Linked DNA regions of Mus musculus: region 2 is linked to region 1. Evidence: chromatin loops called from intact Hi-C (ENCODE). Cell type or tissue: left cerebral cortex. All regions are shown on one strand. Each heading gives the region's core, and the rest is flanking DNA. Links, peaks and the distances in the headings are about the cores only.

Region 1 (9,639 bases), core at 663-8,662:
TGAGGTTGTCAGAGCTGGAGGATGGCGGAGCCTCTGCAAGCAATGCGTGATGACCTGAGCCGAGTTGGAAGCAACAAGCAAACACTGATAAGTGTTTCTCTCTAGGAGGTAGATATGGGCTTGGCTGCTGATGTAGGAACACTGCAGAGACTGCCCAAGGTCATCGGGAACCAGAGGTGAGGCGGCTGACCATGGAGGAGGGGCCAGCCCAGCCCCCAGCCCACCCCCCCCCTTTCAGGCTGACAGGATCTTCTGATCTGCTCTCCCTATTCTGTAGCCTGGTCAACGAGCTGACCTTCTCTGCCCGCAAGATGATGGCTGACGAGGCCCTGGACAGTGGGCTGGTCAGGTAGGGCCCTGATTGGCTAGCTGATGGCAGGGAAGTGCCATCATGACAGGGCCATCTCAGCAGATTGGGGCTCTATGGTCCCCTGTATCCTCACTCCAGAGACCAGATGGCCTTTGCTGGAGTGCCTGTTTGCTCTTCTGAGCCTGAGGATGTGGTTGAACCCTTTGGTTGGGGCTTCCCATTTTCTCTGGGAGGCCACCTGGTCATCCACAGGGCAGGGAGAGGATGTCCCCCTCACCTAATCTTTCCCTGGCAGCCGCGTGTTCCAAGATAAGGACGCCATGCTGAATGCAGCCTTTGCCCTGGCGGCTGATATTTCCAGCAAGAGCCCTGTGGCTGTGCAGGGGTCAAAAATCAATCTCATCTACTCCCGAGACCATTCTGTGGACGAGAGCCTTGACTACATGGTAAGGCCCTGCCTACACCAACTGTTGTGCGCCCTGGTCCACGGTGAACAACTGCGGGCTTGGCGAGTGGGGAGAATCTGCACATGCGCACTCCTCTGATTGGCGCCTTCCGGTCTTCCCCGCACCCTTGATCCAGGCCACCTGGAACATGAGCATGCTGCAGACCCAGGACATCATCAAATCAGTCCAGGCAGCCATGGAGAAGAGGGACACAAAAAGCATCACCTTCTCCAAGCTCTGAATGTCTTCCGGACCCTGAGAGAGGAGGACTCCACGGAGCCAGGCCTCCTCCCATGGGGTGTCCCAGTGTATAACTTTATGACTTAGTTCTTCATTTCCTGGGGCCTTATCTTCACTGTGAACAATAAAGTTTGAACACAGCGGGGTGTCTTTACTGCAGTGGGTGGGGGCTCAGAGGCACTAGTTCCAGGGAGGGCAGCTGGGCAGGCAGGGAGGCGGGCAAATCTGACCGGGCTAAGAGGAAGTGTTTAAAGAACAGAAACAGGAAGGCTGAAAGGGACACCTGTTCCCTGTGCCCGTCCTTGTGTGAGCTGTGTCACTCCTCAGGACGCACAGTAGGGCCATGGAGTTGAGCTGACTTCATTGCTACCCATCTTGAGCCAATCAGTTCATTTCTTCCTTCTTTCTTTTTTTTTTCCTTGCAAGAGCAGCAAGTGCTCTTCTCTTACCCCTCTGCCGTCTCCGCAGCCCTTTACAGACATGCTGACTTTTGTTGCTTCTTAGTGTGTGTGCATTTGGGAGGAAGTTAATTCTCTTCCCATCACATGGGTCCTTGGGTTGAACTTGGTGGCAAGTGTCTTCTTTACCTGTTAAGCCACCCAGCCACCCCTCCCCAACTCCTCTTTTAATTTAATTTTATTTTTAGATACAGTTTCATGTAGACAAGTCTGGCCTGGAACTCACTGTGTAGCTGAGAATGACACCAGATTCCTATTTACCGAGGTGCATCACCACATCTGGCCAGTTGTTTCCTCCCCCCCCCCCCCCCTGTGTGTTTGTTTTCTTATCCATGAATGATCTGGATTTATGTTTGGAATGAGTGTAAGAGGTCAAACATTTACTTAGTGTTTTCTGTGTGCTGAGTGCCGATCCGGTGTTGGGCACTTAACTACTGTGGTGAGCATTTGCTCTCTCCTTCCCTGCATCGGTGGGGCTGGAGCCCAGGACCCCACACAGGCCAGACCCAGGGCTCCACCTCTGAGCTCTGGCCCAGCCCGCTCTCTTCTTTTTTTTTTTTTTTTTTTTTTTTTTTTTTTGGTTTTTCGAGACAGGATTTCTCTGTATAACCCTGGCTGTCCTGGAACTCACTTTGTAGACCAGGCTGGCCTCCAACTCAGAAATCTGCCTGCCTCTGCCTCCCGAGTGCTGAGATTAAAGGCGTGAGCCACCACCACACAGCTTCTTTTTCTTTTCTTTTTTCCCTTTTTTTCTCTGTTACCTCTCCTTCCTTCCTTCCTTCCTTCCTTCCTTCCTTTCCTCTCCTCTTTCTTCCTTTCTCTCTCTCTCTCTCTCTCTCTCTCTCTCTCTCTCTCTCTCTCTCTTTCTTTCTTTTTCTGAGACAGGGTCTTTTACATAGCCTTGGCTGTTCCAGAATTGACTATTTAACTGTTAAGCCACTTAGCTGCCCCTCCCCAGTTTGACACTGCAGGGGAGCCTCAAACTCTGCCTTCCTCCATCTTCTAAATGCTAGGGTTTAAAGTCATTGCCATGGTGCCCAGCAATTTTTTTTTTTTTAAGGCAGAGTCTTGCTCTGCAGACAAGGCTGCCCCTGAGCATGCAAGTAATTCTGCCTCTGCCTCCCGAGTGCTGGGGTCACTCTAGTATGAGGGCCACCTGCAGCCAGCCACCAATGGCAGAACTGGAACCCAGAACCTGTGGCCCCAGCTGCGTGTGCACTGGGCCCCTGTTACATAGCGTGTGGGGTCAGGAGGTACCCGCCCTTTACTCTGCTTCTGTTGCCCACCTGTTCAGACATTCCTGTGGCCTAGCCCCTGCCCTGCCCACCTGATCCACCCTCCCTCTGCCAACAGTCCTCTGGGCAGGGTTTTATGGTTCTGATAAAGCCTTGCAAGGGCAAAGTCCAGAAATACTTCCTCCTTGTCTGGGCCCTAAGAGGGTCAGCATCCCTGCTAGGATGGGAGACAAGGGTGTGCCCTAGAAGTCTCCACCAGAGAGACCTCCTGTACTCTCTCCCCTGCCAGCCACTCCCTCTAGTATAAGGGCCACCTGCAGCCAGCCACCACTTCCCACACATCTCTTCTCTCCAGGCAAGCTATCAGCCCAGACTCTCAAGATGGCCTATGTTCCAGCACCGGGCTACCAGCCCACCTACAATCCGGTGAGATGCCCACCTGAGCCCACACCTCTCTTCCCCAGCCCCATTTTCTCGTTTTCTCCCTTTGCTATGCTGGGCAAGTATTCTCCTATTGACCCATATCCTTAGCTCCTTACCCTAAGTCTCATCTCCCCCGCTTAAGGGACTGAGAGTCTTTGGGGTGAGAGGAAAGGGTTGTGGCTGGCAGGCAACCTCTGAGGCTCTTCACCTGGTCCCTTCTACAGACTCTGCCCTACAAGAGACCCATCCCAGGTGGCCTCAGTGTCGGGATGTCCGTTTACATCCAAGGAATGGCCAAAGAGAACATGAGACGGTGAGACAGTCCCCAGCGCACTTCCCCGCTCACCCCAGGGAGGGGCCTTCGCCTTCCCTAACTCTGATGCCAGGTGGTTTGAAATATGCTGAGAGTCCATTGTTCACAGGGTTCCTCTGGTGGCTTGTGGAGTACAAATGGCCTATGGGGACAGAAATGAACAGGGAGACCCCAACCTAGGAAGTGAGCAAAGGAAGGAAGCAGTGGAGGGCTAGTAGACTAAGGGCTGTGCGGGTCATATCAAGATTGGCCAAGAGAAGTCAGGAAGGGGTCACTACAAGAGGTGGCTCTATGACTGGGACAATACCCTGAAGTGACAGACTTGAGAGTTAATTCAGATCACAAGGTCAGAGCCATGCCCTGAGGTCACCTCCCTTGTCCCCTGTGTGTGGAGGGTACTCAGCCACTGTGTGATTCAGATTGCTACTGAACATCTCTGTACTTCAGCTTCCAATCTGTAAAATGGGATGATTGTCAGGTTTCAGTGTGCAAAAGAGCAATTCCACTAAGGCTTGGCTTTTTCCATGGTTCAGCTTGGTATATATGTGTGTGCAGAGTATATGTACATGTGTGTGTACATGCATGTTTGTGTGAGACAGAAGATAACCTCAAATGTCTTTCTCAGGCATCATCCACCTTTGTGTTTGTGTGTGGGCACACATATGTGTGCACAAGTGTGTGTGCCCATGTGTGTAGGTGTATGTGCAGGTGCATCTGTGTGCATGTGGAGACCAGAGGTCAACTTCTGGTGTCACCTCAATCACCTTTCACATTGTTTTTTTTTTTTTTTTTGTGGGTTTTGTTTTGTTTCTGAGGCAGTGGTCTCACCATGTAGCCCTGGCTAGCCACACCATGCCTAGTACTAGGAGCAGAGAGGGTGGGGACAAAAACCCTTGCCCTCTCAGGTGATGCACAGCAGTAATCCCAACCCTTTGCAAGCTAAGGCAGGAAGGGCACAAGTTAGAGGCTAGCCTGGGCTACATCACCCCCTCAACCTCCCAAAGAAAACAATATAAGAAAGAAAGGAGTCCGATTTGCCCTGATCATTGAAGAGGCTCAGGGGAGATGAGAAAGAGAGGTAGAGAGGAGGTGTTGCCACAAGACTCTTAGGGAACGCAGGCTCCCTACCTCCCTGTGAGCTGGGTCAAGAGTGCCCAGTCAGGATGAAGTCAGGACTCCTTACTGAAGGCCCCATGCACAGGCGGGCAGCACTGTGAACCATAACTCACATCCCACCAGGCCCCATGCACAGGCGGGCAGCACTGTGAACCATGCCTTACATCCCACCAGGTTCCACGTGAACTTCGCTGTGGGGCAGGATGATGGGGCGGATGTTGCTTTCCACTTCAATCCCCGCTTTGATGGCTGGGACAAGGTGGTCTTCAACACGATGCAAAGTGGACAATGGGGCAAGGAAGAGAAGAAGAAGAGCATGCCTTTCCAGAAGGGCAAGCACTTCGAGCTGGTGTTCATGGTCATGCCTGAGCACTACAAGGTGGGGGCCTCTCCTTCCCTCCCTGCAGCCCCCTCCCTGCCTGTAGCCCTCCTTCCCTGCTTGAAGCCCTCCCTGTCTGCAACCCTCCCTCCCCAGAAGCCCCCTCCCTCCCTGCAGCCCCCTCCCTGCCTGTAGCCCTCCTTCTCTGCTTGAAGCCCTCCCTGTCTGCAGCCCTCCCTCCCTGCAGCCTCCCCACTGTCCTATAACCCTCTTTCTCTCTTGCCCTCCCTGACATCCACCCTGGTGGACAGAAGCCTTGGGCATACTGGGCAGATGCAAAGTGCCCTCTCTATAACAAAGCCACAGCCCTAGCTCTCTTTTAATTTTTTTAATATTCTTTATATATTCTCTTTATATTCTTTATATATGCTCTATATAGGCCCAGCTCTCCTGGAACTCACTATATAGAACAGACTGGCCTCGAACTCACAGAGCTCTACCTGCCTCTCTGCCTCATTAGTGCTGGGATTAAAGGCTCGCCTGGCTCTCCTGACTTTTTATGGGGGGATGCTAGGATCTAATTCCAGTTGTCAGACTCAGCGCAGAGAGCCTCTAGCTGCTGAGCCATCTTGCCAAACTTCCAGTCTTTTTTTTTTTTTTTTTTTTTTTTTTGGAACTTTTAATTTAAGATTTCACTTCTTTGCCCAAACTGTCCTGAGGCTTTGGTAGTCTCCTGCCTCAGCCTTCTGAGTGCTGAAACTGCAGGTGTGTACACCATATCCAGCTTGAGTGTGGCACATTGATGTCACCAGACCCAGCACTTAGCATACAGGAAGTCCTCAGTCCTCTAGGACTGGCTCCGGATCCATGTCTGTCACATAGATCGATGATCAGACGGAGGGTGACACCAAGTCCAGCAGGCTGCTTCCAGTCTGCCGTAAGCCTCTGCCTTGCCTGGCTTGGTTGCCATCCTCTTGACAAACTCAGATATGAGCAACTCCCATTCTGGAAGGTTTTAAATAAAAGTTCAGAAAGGTAAAGTAACTTACCCGAGGTCACACAGCCAGGGCCATGCCAGAACCAGACCTTACAAGCCAAGTTCTTTTGTGCCAATACAAACCCTCGGGCCTGATTCTTTCTCTCCCTCCACTGTGAGTTGACTTTGTACTTCAGTTTGACCTCTGGTCCCTGAGTCCCAAAATTCCTGCTGGCGAGGCGCTCCTAGAACTCAACAAATACATTGGACTTCAAATCAAAAAGATCCCTTAGGGCTGGGTCAGTCAGTAAAGCGCTGGCTGTGAGCTTGGGCTCTATCCTTGCCATCTACATAATGAACTGGAGTGCTGAGCCATGCTGGGCCATGCCTATAATCCAAGCTCAGGGGAGCAGGGACAGGAGCCAGCCAGCCTAGTCTACTGCGAGAGACCCAATTCAAAAAACCAAGGCAGACAGGTACTGAGGCCCAACACTCACAGCTGACCTTTGGCCTCCACATAAATGTGCACACATGTGCACCTGCACATATATGCACACACGTGCCCTCGCTCATGCACTAAATAAATAAATCCAATCCCATTCCCATTTCCTCACATTTGCTTGCCAGCTGCGGCTGCTGATGTCTGACACCTTGTCTCTGTCCCCCAGGTCGTGGTGAACGGAAATTCCTTCTATGAATACGGGCACCGGTTACCTGTACAGATGGTCACCCATCTGCAAGTGGATGGGGACCTGGAACTTCAGTCCATCAACTTCCTCGGAGGCCAACCAGCTGCAGCCCCATATCCGGTATGGAACGTCTCTTCATTTGTCTCTTTGACCTGTTCGCACATTGGCCACCGTCTCTGTTTCCACTCCTGGTCCCTTTAAGGAATGGGTCCAGGGACCCTGTGGTGACCAAGACAGTCCACCAGAAAGATAGACAGTGACCGGTGGGGGTGTGTGCAGGCAGAGAGATGGTCAGAGTCTAGATAAGGAGGTTCAGGCAGAGGGTTAGGCTCAGGGAAAGGGTTAACAAGGTGTTCTGAACACCCAAAGGAAGGAGCTGACTCAGTCCAAAGGGCTTCCAGGAGCAGGAAGAGGTGTGTAATTAGAGTCAGAAAGTGAGATAAGAAAAGACAAGCAGGGGCTAGCAAGATGGCTCAACCGGTAAGAGCACTGACTGCTCTTCCAAAGGTCTGGAGTTCAAATCTCAGCAACCACATGGTGGCTCACAACCACCCGTAATGAGATCTGACACCTTCTTCTGGTGTATCTGAAGATAGCTACAATGTACTTACATATAATAAATAAATCTTAAAAAAAAAAAGAAAAAGAAAAAGAAAAGACAAGCAGATAAAGAGTAAACGAATTCAGGACAGATTGCTTAATACATTGGTCACTGGGGCAACTCGAAGCCATGGTGACTTGCCACTGGGTCCCCATCCGGTTGTAAAGGAAAAGGTGTAACACGGTATCACATGACCTGCGGGCAGGGCAGGCATTCGAATCAGCTAGCATGGCTACCAGATGGCTGCTCAGAGGGCAATAGGATGCAATCGCCTTGGAAATTGGCCAGGAGAGCTAGATCTGAATGTCAAGAAAACATAGGACCCAGTGTCCTAGAAGGTCCACACCCAGGCACGCAGCCTGCAGAGCCTCTGACACACACCCACTGCAATAAACCAGCACGCCAATTCCCAATGTCGCAAGCTGAAGCTTGCTTAATGGTAGGGTGGGCATCTGCCTACAGTGCCCCAGTGAGCTGCTAGGAGCCTGGCTCAGCTACAGTAAGCTAACGTAGCGTGAGGGATGAGTTCCCCAGTTTCTTTAATGCCAATCAACTAACCAACAAAAGCCTGAAAGTTGAAACTCTCAGCCTGGGGGCTGGAGATGGCAGTAAAGAGCAGGTGTAACCATTAGGCACACACCTCGGATCCCAGTGCTGGAGAACTAGAGGCAAGTGGATCTCTGTGAGTTCAATGCCAGCCTAGTCTGCATAGGGAGTGCCAGAACAGCCAGACCTAAATAGTGAGACCCTGTCTTGAATAAACCAGAAGGACCTAGGTCCAGTTGCCAGCTCCCAAGTGCATAGTCATTTGTAAGTCCAGTTCCGGGGACTCTGAGCCCTCCTCTGACCCCCACAGGGGTCACAGATGTGTACTTAGGCACATACATGAAAATTTAGTAAATAAATATTTTAAAAATAAAAAATGATCAGCCTGCTCTTCAACAAGTCGATGGATCAAAATGGGGAGTTTATCACCTGAAGGGGAGACGGAACAAGTTACAGACACACTGTCATGGGGGTGGGGTAGGGGTGGGGGAGCGCTGATGCCAAATATGGAGTCCAGCCCAGCATGGTGACTACTGCCTGTGATCCCAGCATCAGGAGGCTGAGGCAGAATGTTCACTGCAAGGAGACCAGCCTGGGCCACAGATCAACACCCTGGTGTTTGTGTTTTGGGAAGGGGACTGTGGGGGGATGGAGACAGAGAAATGAATTGATTGATTGATTTGAAGAACTTTCAGAATAGGAGTTAATTAAAAGGAGGAGAAAACAGAGACAGTAAAAATGAGGATGATGAGCCTGCGGTGGTGGCACACCATTTAATCCCAGCACTCTGAAGGTGGAGGCAGGTGGATCTCTGAGTTCGAGGATGCCTTGGTCTACAAAGTGAGTTCTAGGATGGCCAGAGCTATACTGAGAAACCCTGACTCAAAAAAGCCAAACCAAACCAACCAACTGAACAAACAAACAAACCCACAACAACGAAAAAAAGAGAAGGAGGAGGTGGAGGAAGAGGAGGAAGAGGAGGAAGAGGAGGAGGGAAAGGGTCCAGACAGGGTCCAGGTCATATGTACAGAGCTGTGGCTCCGAGAGAGGCTGAACCGCGAAGACAGCAGAGGGCCTGCTAAACAGGATCTCTGTGACTCCCACGACTCCAGCTTGCTCTAGGGTTGGGTATGTGAAGCATAGGTGACAGGACTTTGGTCATCATGGGCCTAGAAAGAAGTACCAAGGCCCAGATTTACCTCCTGAATTCCACTTTCCAGACTGATCCTAGGCTAAGGGGAGACGAGGGGTGGACGAGGATCCCAGGACAGAAGGGATCGACCCACGGTTGTGGAGCAGGGAACAAAGAAGAGAATTTACCAGGAGTTGTCCTAAAGACACAGAGCCTCTGGCCATCCCAAAATACAGCAGGGGCTGTAGACCATGTACCTAATGGGGTGCCCAGGGATTCTCCTCAACACTTGCCAGTCTAGAATTATGATCCCAGCCATGACCTCCTTTCCTCTCTGTACCCACAGGGAGCCATGACTATTCCAGCTTACCCTGCTGGGGTAAGTATCTGCTAGGCTGTGGGCAGTTTCCCACAGAGTTGGAGTAATGGTAAGGGAAGCTTGGGGACAAAGGACGCCGCATTCCTTCATCTTTCTTCCCTTCTGTCTATCTATTCCAGAGTCCTGGGTACAACCCTCCACAGATGAACACCTTGCCTGTAAGTGGGAGGCGCATGGTGGGCTCATGGAGGGATGAGGACAATTTGGAGTTGGGAAAGGGATGAAGACATGTTGGATAAGGTATTTGTCAAATCTTACACAGTAGAATCCCTTTCTTTCTTCGCAGGTCATGACAGGACCCCCAGTCTTCAATCCGGTATGGTGTCCCAGGGGCTAGTCAAAGGAGCAAGTCAAAGGAGGCAGAGAATGCTGGGAGCCCAGAAAGGGTGGACTATATGTGGGTTGACGGTTTTGAGGGTGGGAGAAGATGCAGCCGGTGGTCAGGACTCGGGAGAA
Region 2 (9,639 bases), core at 1,434-9,433, 54 kb after region 1:
CTGTGAATCTTCTAATCTTGTTTGTTTGCTTGTTTGTTTGTTTATTTATGGTTCTTCAAGACAGGATTTCACTGTGTAACTTGGCTGTCCTGGAACTCACTCTGTAGAGCAGGCTGACCTCAGACTCATAGAGATCTGCCTGCTTTTGCCTCCTGAGTGCTGGGATTAAAGGCATACACCACTACCCAGCAGAATTTTCAAATCTTAAAGGCCTTCCTCTCTTCTCTTCTCTTCTCTTCTCTTCTCTTCTCTTCTCTTCTCTTCTCTTCTCTTCTCTTCTCTTCTCTTCTCTTCTCTTCTCTCTTTCTTTCTTTCTTTTTTTTTTTTTTTTGTGGAAATGACATTTTCCACAAACATTCTAAGAATCCCACTGATACTCATATTTCCCAAGGATCCTGAAATCCCATCATCTATCAGAACCTGGATTTGCCAAATCTTATTCCCTCAAGGGCCTTTAACCTCACGCCATCTCTCATGGTCCTTTGAGACATCGACAGCCCATCCTTTATCATAGGATTAGGCTACCGTGCGCTGGAAGGCCTGACAAGTCCTCATAGGCATCGCCTTCACAGGCTCCCAGAGTCTCAAAGGTTGAGGGAGAGTTGAGAATTCTGGTGCAGCTCTTCCATGGCTTCCAGACTGCACAGTTTCATGGACCCTAGAGATGAGAGGCCTAGCATGTGTCAGATGAGTCTCCCACCTCATCTCTGAATAGTTCAGGGATTGAGCCTACTCCTATTATCACAGTAGTACTAAGTGTACTGAGGCAGGAGGATTGCAAGTTTGAGGGCAGACTGAGATGCATAGCAATACCATGTCTAAACAAAACACAAACACCCAATTAGCTGAGCACTTATAGAACAACTTTGTCTCTAGTACTCTGAGAGCAGAGGCAGGTGGATCTCTGGGACTCTGAGACAAATGTGGTCTACAGAGTGAGTTCTTGGTCAGTCAAAGCTTGGTCTCAAAGACAAGAGGGAGGGCTGGGGGCTGGGGTGGGGAATCTGTAGAGATGGCTCAGTGTTAAGAGCACTGGTTGCTCTTCCAGAAGACCTGACTTTTATTCCCAGTCACGACTATGTGTAACTTCAGTACCAGGGATCTGAGGCTTCCATGGACACTGCACACATGACATGTGGTGCACAGACATACATGCAGGCAAAACACATACATATAGAAATTACATACACATACACACAATTGGGTTATAGGTCCTGGAGACCCTTATTCTGATAGAGCTCCTAGGCCCAAGATGTTCTGTACCTTAGACCTACTTCTACCTGCTCCAACAGGCTCCATGGCTCCTACGAGGTAATGCGAGGAGGTCACATGAACGAGGCTTTTGTGGACTTTACAGGAGGCGTGGGTGAGGTCCTCTACTTGAGACAAAACACTCCAGGTGTCTTTGCTGCCCTTCGCCACGCATTGGCCAAGGAGTCCCTTGTGGGTGCTACTGCCCTGGTGAGAGCTGGGCTCCCATGTGGACCTCCACTAGACCAACTTAGTCAGGGATGAGGTGGGAGGGGAGCCTTAGCATCCAGTGTCTTTCTTACCTTCTGCGGTTGACTCCCCCTCTCCCCCCAGATCCTCAATGATAGATTCTAGGCCAGAGTTCTACATATAAGCTACATCCCTCCCCCCACCTCCATTTTTACTTTTCATTTCGAGGCAAAGTCTAAGTTACCTACACGGGCCTTGAACATGTCACGCATCAGCCTTCTGTGTTGCTCGAATCCCAGGCCTGTAGTGCAGAGTCCGGGTTTCCCCCATCTCCTATCTGTTACTCCAATTGCTCTCCCCAGCACTCTCTCTGAGTCCCTTGGCATTTTATGCTGCTTTGAGAGCTCCGGGATTGGAAGCATGAGGATGGGTTGGGGGGCTGGGGAGAGATGCTTCTACCTCCCACCCGAGGCTCACAATCTTCGCCTCCTCCAGAGTGATCGGGGTGAGATCCGCACAGATGAAGGGCTGGTGAAGGGACATGCTTATTCTGTCACAGGCACGCACAAGGTGAGACGCTCCATAGGTGGACTGGGCTAACCCTACCCTCTGTAACGATGCCCCTCACACCACCCTCACTGATGACTTTGTCTTCAGATGTCTCTGGGCTTCACCAAGGTGCGGCTGCTGCGGCTGAGGAACCCCTGGGGCCGCGTGGAGTGGTCCGGGCCCTGGAGTGACAGGTAGGATGGGCTTGGGGTGGGTGGGGGCGTGGTCAGGGGCGTGGCTCCACATGTCTTCCTCTCACATTGGTCTCCTCAGCTGCCCACGCTGGGACATGCTCCCTTCTGAGTGGCGAGATGCCCTGCTTGTGAAAAAGGAGGATGGCGAGTTCTGGTGAGTTCTTAGGGACCCACTCTACCGGTGGGAGGTCCGCTGGGACAGGAGCCTTAGAACGCAGGGCCAGAAAGGACACAGAGAAACTCATGGGATGGATGGGTCATGTTGCAGAGCAATGGTCCCTATCAGCTGTGATGTGGGAATCTAAATCTATTTTTTTGCAAAGTTAGAGCAGAAGCAGTAAGATCAGGACTATAAAGGGCATTGTTTTCAGAGGGAGAACACTGAAATTAGGTTAGCTTAAAACTCACTATATAGACCAGGCTAGTCCTTGTCTCATGGCCATATTTTGACCTCAGCTTTCCAAAAGGCAAGGATGGAATTACAGGCATGAGGGGATCTAAAGGAATGTAGAGTCAGTGATTTTGGGAGATTTAATTGGAATAGAACCATATTTAGGGGGAATCTGGGGAGGCTTTAACTATATATAATTTAAAACTTTTCTATTTCTCCATTGGTGGTGAGAGGATCAGTCCTCTCCTTCCACTGTGAGATGCTAAGGTCAAACTCTCAGCTTGTCAGGCTTGGACAGCAGTGGCTTTTATTGGCTCGGCCATTTTCCCAGACCTATTTGCGGGTTTTCTAATGCTAATTTGAATATGTTGAGAGGCGTTTGTGACTCCTTCCCGAGATAAGGTATTTGTGAGGACTTGGAGACATTGCCAAGGCCTGAAGGCTTCGGGGTTTCTGGAGATTGGAAGTTATTCTGCAGTCTTTAGGGAACTGGGGGCACTTCTGGGGCCCCTCAAGCCGGGCTCTGGAGTGGCTGGGTACTTTTCACGGCTGGTGCTTTCCAGGATGGAGCTTCAAGACTTTCTCACGCACTTCAACACAGTGCAGATTTGTTCACTGAGTCCTGAGGTGTTGGGCCCCAGCCCTGCTGGCGGCGGCTGGCATATCCACATCTTCCAGGGCCGCTGGGTGCGAGGCTTCAACTCCGGTGGGAGTCAGCCCAGCGCTGGTGAGGCCTTGGGGACCCCTGAGAAGCAAACTTGGGTGAGGCTTGTGGCAGGATGGGAACTCCACCTCCTTCTTTTCTGTCAGAAAACTTCTGGACCAACCCCCAGTTCCGGCTGACACTGCTGGAGCCTGATGAGGAAGAGGATGACGATGATGAAGAGGGACCCTGGGGAGGCTGGGGAGCGGCAGGGGCCCGGGGCCCGGCGAGAGGAGGCCGAGTCCCCAAGTGCACGGTCCTGTTGTCACTCATCCAGCGCAACCGCCGGTGTCTGAGGGCCAAGGGCCTCACTTACCTCACTGTGGGCTTCCACGTGTTCCAGGTGAGGCCAAGGTCAAGTTGAGGGTCTGGAGGGGCAGAGGGTCACAAGGGCACCGTTATGGGCAGAAGTGTACTGTGGGTTCAAAGAGGAGTGCCACTGCAGATATCATTGGAGAAAGGGATTCAGGAACAGGAAGAGAAAAACGTTGAGGGTCCGAGAGCAGGAGGGGACCAAAGGGCCAGAGAAGGGATGTGGGCACAGGTGGAAAGGAAAGGGTTGGGGGAGGGGTCAGAGAGGACCTAGGTCAAAGATGAGGAAATATTAAGGGTTCAGAAAGAAGGAGGGGTGTGAGAGGTGTGGAAGGGGAGGAAGGAAATCTGCGAGCTCTCCAACCTTCATTCCCTTGGTGTTTTCTTCCTGCAGATTCCGGAGGAGGTGGGTATCAGATGCGGCTCCAGAATTACCCTAGGGCTTGATGGACCAGGGCAGGAAGCCTGGGAACACGGGAGGGCCTGGCCAGACAGTCTGGGTGTGTGTGGGAAATGGCGCGGTGGAGGCTATCAGAGGGTTGGGTGGGGAGCTCGGGTGGGTGGTGGTCATGCCCCCCTGCCCGCAGCTGCTGGACCTCTGGGACTCCCCGCGCAGCCGCGCGCTCTTGCCGGGACTGCTGCGCGCCGACCGCTCGGTTTTCTGCGCCCGCCGCGACGTGAGCCGTCGCTGTCGCCTGCCGCCTGGCCACTACCTGGTGGTACCCAGCGCCTCGCGCGTAGGCGATGAAGCCGACTTCACTCTGCGCATCTTCTCGGAGCGCAGCCACACCGCAGTGTGAGCCAGTGTACCCTCCATAAGCCTTACCAGGGGCATCCCGACCCCGGCCCAGGAACCTCAATCTAGAATCATAGGCCCCGCCCCTGGCACCAAGCCCCGCCCAGGAATCACAAATCCCTGTCCCTGCATCTTCAGCCCTGCCCTACCCAGGGATTCCCTTCTCCCCAAAACCCACACTGCCTTTGACTATATCCACTTCCTCTGCTGAGACCTCCGCCCGAACGCCTCCCCTTTTTCTGTAACTTGCAGGGAGATCGATGACGTGATCAGCGCAGACCTGGACGCCCTCCAGGTGAGGACTGTTGTAGGTGGGGACAAGACTCTAGAGGGCGGGCAGGGCTTTGGGAAGGAACTGAACTCCTCCTCCCCACAGGCCCCCTACAAGCCCCTGGAGCTGGAGTTGGCACAGCTATTTTTGGAGCTGGCTGGAGAGGTAAGAGTCGGGGACTGGGGATGCCCAGCCAAATGACAACGAGCTCCCCTCTCTCCTTAGATGTCTTATAAAACAAAACAAACCCTAAACCAAATCAAACACTGTAGATCAGGATATCCAGGAACAGCTATGTATTCTGTAGCCCAGACTGGCCTCCTTCGGGTTACCCATGCTGGGGTTAAACCTGAGTCACTTTGCTGGGGTTTGGGGTATCTTTTCTTTATTCTGGGAATGCTCAAATTGTCTCAAGGCCTTTGCTGGGTCTGCACCTCCTTCCTCTGAAGGTTCCCATCCCCTGCCAGACTCAAAACATCTTTCCCAAGTGCCTTCCTCTGTCACTTGCCCACGGTGGGCCCCCACAGTGTGTCTCCCACCACTGTCCTGACCACTCTGAGGACAGGCCTGCCTCCTCTAGCTGGACCCTAGGAAGGCAGCCACAGCCATGCCGTCAGTCCTATGGAGCACAGGGCCTGGCCCAGAGTGGATTGTTGGCTGGATGTTTTGAGTGGTTCTTTCCTGATTAGGAGGAGGAACTCAACGCGCTTCAGCTGCAGACCTTAATAAGCATTGCTCTGGAACCTGGTGAGTTTGGCTGGAGGTTGAGGTGGGGGTCCTTGCAACTGAAGCACCATAGCTATACAGGCTCTATGTGTGATGAAGCTAGGGCGCCAGGCACAGGAACAGGACTTCCTACAAGGTTATGTGAGGGCCATGATCACTCGCAGCCACGCCCCACTTCCTCTAAGAGGTGGGGGCAGAAATGTAGAACCCCAGCTTGGTTGGTTCTTCAGGCATGAACTCTCAGCACCTGCTTCTATGATATGCCCACTGCAGGGAGTTAGTCTGCAGTGCTCTTGCAGTGTTGGCCTACATGCAAGGGGTGCTGGATTTTTTTGCAGCGAGGGCCAACACCAGGACCCCTGGAGAGATTGGGCTTAGGACCTGCGAACAGCTTGTGCAGTGTTTTGGGGTACGTGGGGTAGTATATGGAGAGGAGGGACAGGGATGCTGGGCTTTTCCTTGCCTTTTAGGGGACATTGATTGTAACCAGGTGTCCTCACTTGCAGCGTGGGCAAAGACTGTCCCTACACCACTTCCAGGAGCTCTGGGGCCATCTCATGTCATGGCAGGTAGGTGAGGGTTGAGAGCAGCTGCCTCCTTCTAGACACTGATATTGTGTGGATGGACAAAGGGGGCACTGCCAACGAGGATATAAAGTCCCTGTCACCCCATAGTGGCCCTCTGAGGGCACCAAATGTAGTGATCTAGAGCTGCCTCTGGTTCCTGTTGGAATTCCAGGTCCCAGCTCAGCTTCTTCCTTGCCAGGTGACCAACCACAGGCCTGTCACCTCCCCTTCGAGGAGCCTCTGCTTAGCTACTAATGGGTACTCCTTCAAGGGGAGGAGCTCAAGGGTCCCAGAACTGATCATAGTGATAACTCCCTGCTACTGACTCTTCCCTAACCTTCGTGGGTAGATGGATTTGAACTTGTCCCCAACAGCCTGGGAGCTTGTCTCCTTCTCACAGGTGTAGAGTGGTGCCCACCCAGAAGCCACCAGAGCTGAGGCCGTCTCTTAGCTACTTCAAGGTGCAAGAGCATCACTCTGGGGCTGGACTTGTGATACTGACTCCCACCTGCCTCTCCACCTTCCAGGCCACATTTGACAAGTTTGATGAAGATGCCTCTGGGACAATGAACTCCTGTGAACTGAGGCTGGCACTGACTGCTGCAGGTGTGGCTGAGGACCTGGGATGCTGTAGGGACAGCAACCCATCCTCAAATTCTTGTCTGCATCCCTCAGCTGTGGCCATCCCTAATAGGCTGTCCACAAGTGCCAGAGCCCATTTCCTTCCCTGGAGGCTCTGACTGCTTATCTGTGGCATGGCTAATGTGTAGTATGGCAAGGAGCCCACAAGATGCCACAGAACACCCCAGATACCCTAAAGCACCTTATGAGGCTACGGAGTTATACAACAGAGGATGAAAATCCCATCCTAAGCCATGGAGAAATGTATGTTAGGGTGGGATTATCGTGATTTCAGAAGACCGTCAGCTCCATGCCTCCATGGGTTCATCTGTGACCACTAAGTAGGAGCCGGGGCAGGCAGGCAGGGGGCGGCACGTAGGCTAGTGAGAGATGAGAGACTACAAGTATGAGACCTAGAATAGTGGCCAAGAACATGGAAGACAAGATCCCAAGGCAGAGTCCAAGGTGGGGGCCAGGGTGCTGAACTAAAGCAGTGGACACAGGACAGAGGGGAGGTCGGGAACTTACTCGATCATCCATCCATTCATCCCAGAGTGCCTGGTTGTTTTGGATAGGAGTCTGATAATAATGTTTGCCTGGGAATCTTCAGCAATTCTAAGAGGTTGACAGAGGGCTCCTGGGTCAGGAACTACTGCCATCTAGCCAGGTTTCCCTTCAGCCCTGGGCCAGCATAGACCAATACTCAGGGTACATGGACATCAGAGGGACACCGACCTGCCTCAGGCCACCTAGCTCTGGGCATGGTGTGCCTGGTGTTCGTGGGGGTGGGAGGGGCAGCATCTGTTGAATGAGCACACAAAGGTACAATACAAACTTGTACAGTTATCTTTGAGACTGTATGGGGCTCATGGAAGCTGGGAGGGACAAGTCCTTGGGCCTTAGGGCTTCTAGAAATCCATTGCATTGTGATTCTACAGCAGATGTGACAGAGCCAATGTCTAGACTTTAGGTGCGGCCTCAGAGGAAGAGTCACACAGTGGTACCCAGTCGGGGAGATAGTCCGTCAACCTCTGAAGGCGCAATCACAAAGCTGCACCTGTTGGCACCTTGAGAAGCAGCCTAAGCAACTTAAGTGTCACACTAACTTCCCAGAGGGCTGGGGTTGTAGCTCAACGGAGAGAGCATTTGCTTGGCCTATGCAAGGGCCCCGGGGTTCCACCCCCAACACTCCAAAACAGCCACAAAAGGCCCACATCAGTTGGAGAGTGCTCCTCAAGCGTGCTGGAGGCCCTGAGTTCTAGATCGAGTACCACATAAACCACAGGCTGAACTCTTGGCACCCGAGGAGGGGCAGGGGCCTCAGGAGCTGGTGACAGTCCTTGGCTATGTAGGAGTTAGAGGACAGCTTCTTTCAAACAGCACACAGGAATGCTGCGTAGGTAAGGAACTTTTACTTGCAACTCCAGTGTGAGGGCCAGAGTTCAGATCCCCAGCACCCACGTGAAGGGCAAGTGATCTCGGTGAGCCTCGGCCTCAGTAGAGAAAGGACTGAGGAAGACGCTCCCCATGTACGTGTGCCCACCCCCAACACTAAAATAAGCAGCACCACACGTGGATACTGTAAACACAATAAACAAGGCGGCCTCCTCGTAGGCTTCCACCTCAACAACCAGCTGACCCAGTCCCTCACTAGCCGCTACCGGGACAGCCGGCTCCGTGTGGACTTCGAGCGCTTCGTGTGCTGTGCAGCCCGGCTCACCTGCATCTTCCGTGAGTACTCCTGGCAGGCAGGGTAGGGTGTGGTGGGGTGTGCATCAGGGCTGGTGCTGCGTACTCACCCTGGCCTCTCCCACACAGGCCACTGCTGCCAACACCTGGATGGCGGCGAGGGGGTCGTCTGCCTGACCCACAAACAGGTGAGCTGGCCCGAGGGACAGTGTGGCTCTAGCACCATCCCAGGGCCTCTGCCTCAAGGGTATCTTTCTTTTCTCTTCAGTGGTCGGAGGTGGCTACCTTCTCATAGGTTTGAAGCTGAGGGAGGTCACCCTGCTGCCCGACTCACTGTCACAAAGGTGGTGGCTATGTAACCCTGGCCGGCCTCACAAGTGCTGGGATTACGAGCTGGAGCCATCCCAAACAGAACTGCCACCCTTCCTTTTGAAGCCTCTTCATGTCAGTCCCTGCTTAGAGAGGGGCACAACCCCCACACAGGCACTGGGCTGGTGGGCACTGCCAGCTCCTTGGGGCATGAACAGAGATGCAGGGAGAAGATGACACCAGAGTCCTTCTTAAAAATATTACATGTTTTATTCTCCCATCCCCAGAGGGTGGTTTATCCAGAAACCAAGAAAATAAAAATCAATCAGAATAAACTCAAGGGGGCGAGTGGAGAGAAACCCATTAACGACCAGGCAGGCAGGCCAGCAGCCTGCCTCCACCTCAGAAGGTCCCCAGAGACCTCTGCCCACCGCCACGAGGGGAAAATCAGGAGGGACTGGGGAGGGCATTGAATCAGCTATGTCTTCATTATGAGAGTGAGAGAGGTGGCAGAGATATGCAGCTAGATGGATATATATTTATATAATAAATCCGTAAGTTAATAAAGTAAATAGTAATTCTCTGGAAGGTCTTAAGTTTTTAAAGTTTTCTTTTTTTTTTTAAGTTTTTTTTTTCCTTTTTTTTTTTTTAAATGATTTTTTTGTTTGTTTCTGTTCCATTCTTTGTGTTTTGTTGGTTTTGGTCCTTAGAAAATCTGAGACTCAGAGGCCAGGTGGGCTGGGGCTGATTGCCCCGCAGCCACTCCTGAGGCAGAGAAGGGCTATGGCAGGTCCTCTGCTCCTGGGAGGAGCCACTGGAATCTGGTCCAGGGGAGCTGGGTGCCCTCTGCTGGACTTCTTAGGGCAGGCGGTTCCTGGACAAGGCACATGGGGCTTTGGCCTAGATGTGAGAGGCTTTGAAGGGGCCTCAGGGGCAGAGGGGACCTGGGATAGGAAGGTATCTCTGGGGCACAGGAGTCCGTTGTCCCCTCCAATCGGCTAAGAACCCACAGCACAGCGTATATATTTAGCAGACCAGAAATGCTGATTGCCAAGCCTCCCTCCCCTACAAG

Evidence for each region. Hi-C counts contacts between places; a loop is a spot of excess contacts. Peaks named below come from ENCODE experiments on the same cell type or tissue, not always from the same donor. Only the 100,000 strongest peaks of a DNase experiment are listed, where the experiment ranks them.
Region 2: a loop joins it to region 1, with 1.8 times the contacts of the local background. A loop is called at or near these places in 2 of 42 quality-filtered maps.

Annotation. Positions count from the first base shown.
Region 1 is chr7:28,831,112-28,840,750 of GRCm38, forward strand. It overlaps Ech1 (enoyl coenzyme A hydratase 1, peroxisomal), which reads left to right. Exons shown (of 10, transcript NM_016772.1): 7 at 106-176; 8 at 278-349; 9 at 606-756; 10 at 893-1,128. The coding sequence ends at 997. It overlaps Lgals4 (lectin, galactose binding, soluble 4), which reads left to right and starts at 2,683. Exons shown (of 10, transcript NM_010706.2): 1 at 2,683-3,115; 2 at 3,337-3,425; 3 at 4,716-4,920; 4 at 6,505-6,645; 5 at 9,151-9,183; 6 at 9,303-9,341; 7 at 9,470-9,499. The coding sequence starts at 3,071. In left cerebral cortex, for the core only: no CTCF peak of the experiment used is centred there; no DNase peak of the experiment used is centred there.
Region 2 is chr7:28,884,436-28,894,074 of GRCm38, forward strand. It overlaps Capn12 (calpain 12), which reads left to right. Exons shown (of 21, transcript NM_001110807.1): 5 at 1,293-1,461; 6 at 1,936-2,010; 7 at 2,098-2,183; 8 at 2,263-2,337; 9 at 3,138-3,301; 10 at 3,385-3,620; 11 at 3,984-3,995; 12 at 4,177-4,385; 13 at 4,638-4,680; 14 at 4,762-4,821; 15 at 5,346-5,403; 16 at 5,721-5,791; 17 at 5,889-5,951; 18 at 6,476-6,554; 3 more. The coding sequence ends at 8,553. It overlaps Actn4 (actinin alpha 4), which reads right to left. Exons shown (of 21, transcript NM_021895.3): 21 at 8,813-9,639. Gm44700 (a long non-coding RNA gene) reads right to left here and starts at 4,517. Exons shown (of 2, transcript XR_003946619.1): 1 at 3,954-4,517; 2 at 2,428-3,716. In left cerebral cortex, for the core only: a CTCF peak has its summit at 9,422 (motif pointing left); DNase peaks (open chromatin) are centred at 4,476 and 9,410; H3K4me3 peaks cover 796 bases; H3K27ac peaks cover 575 bases.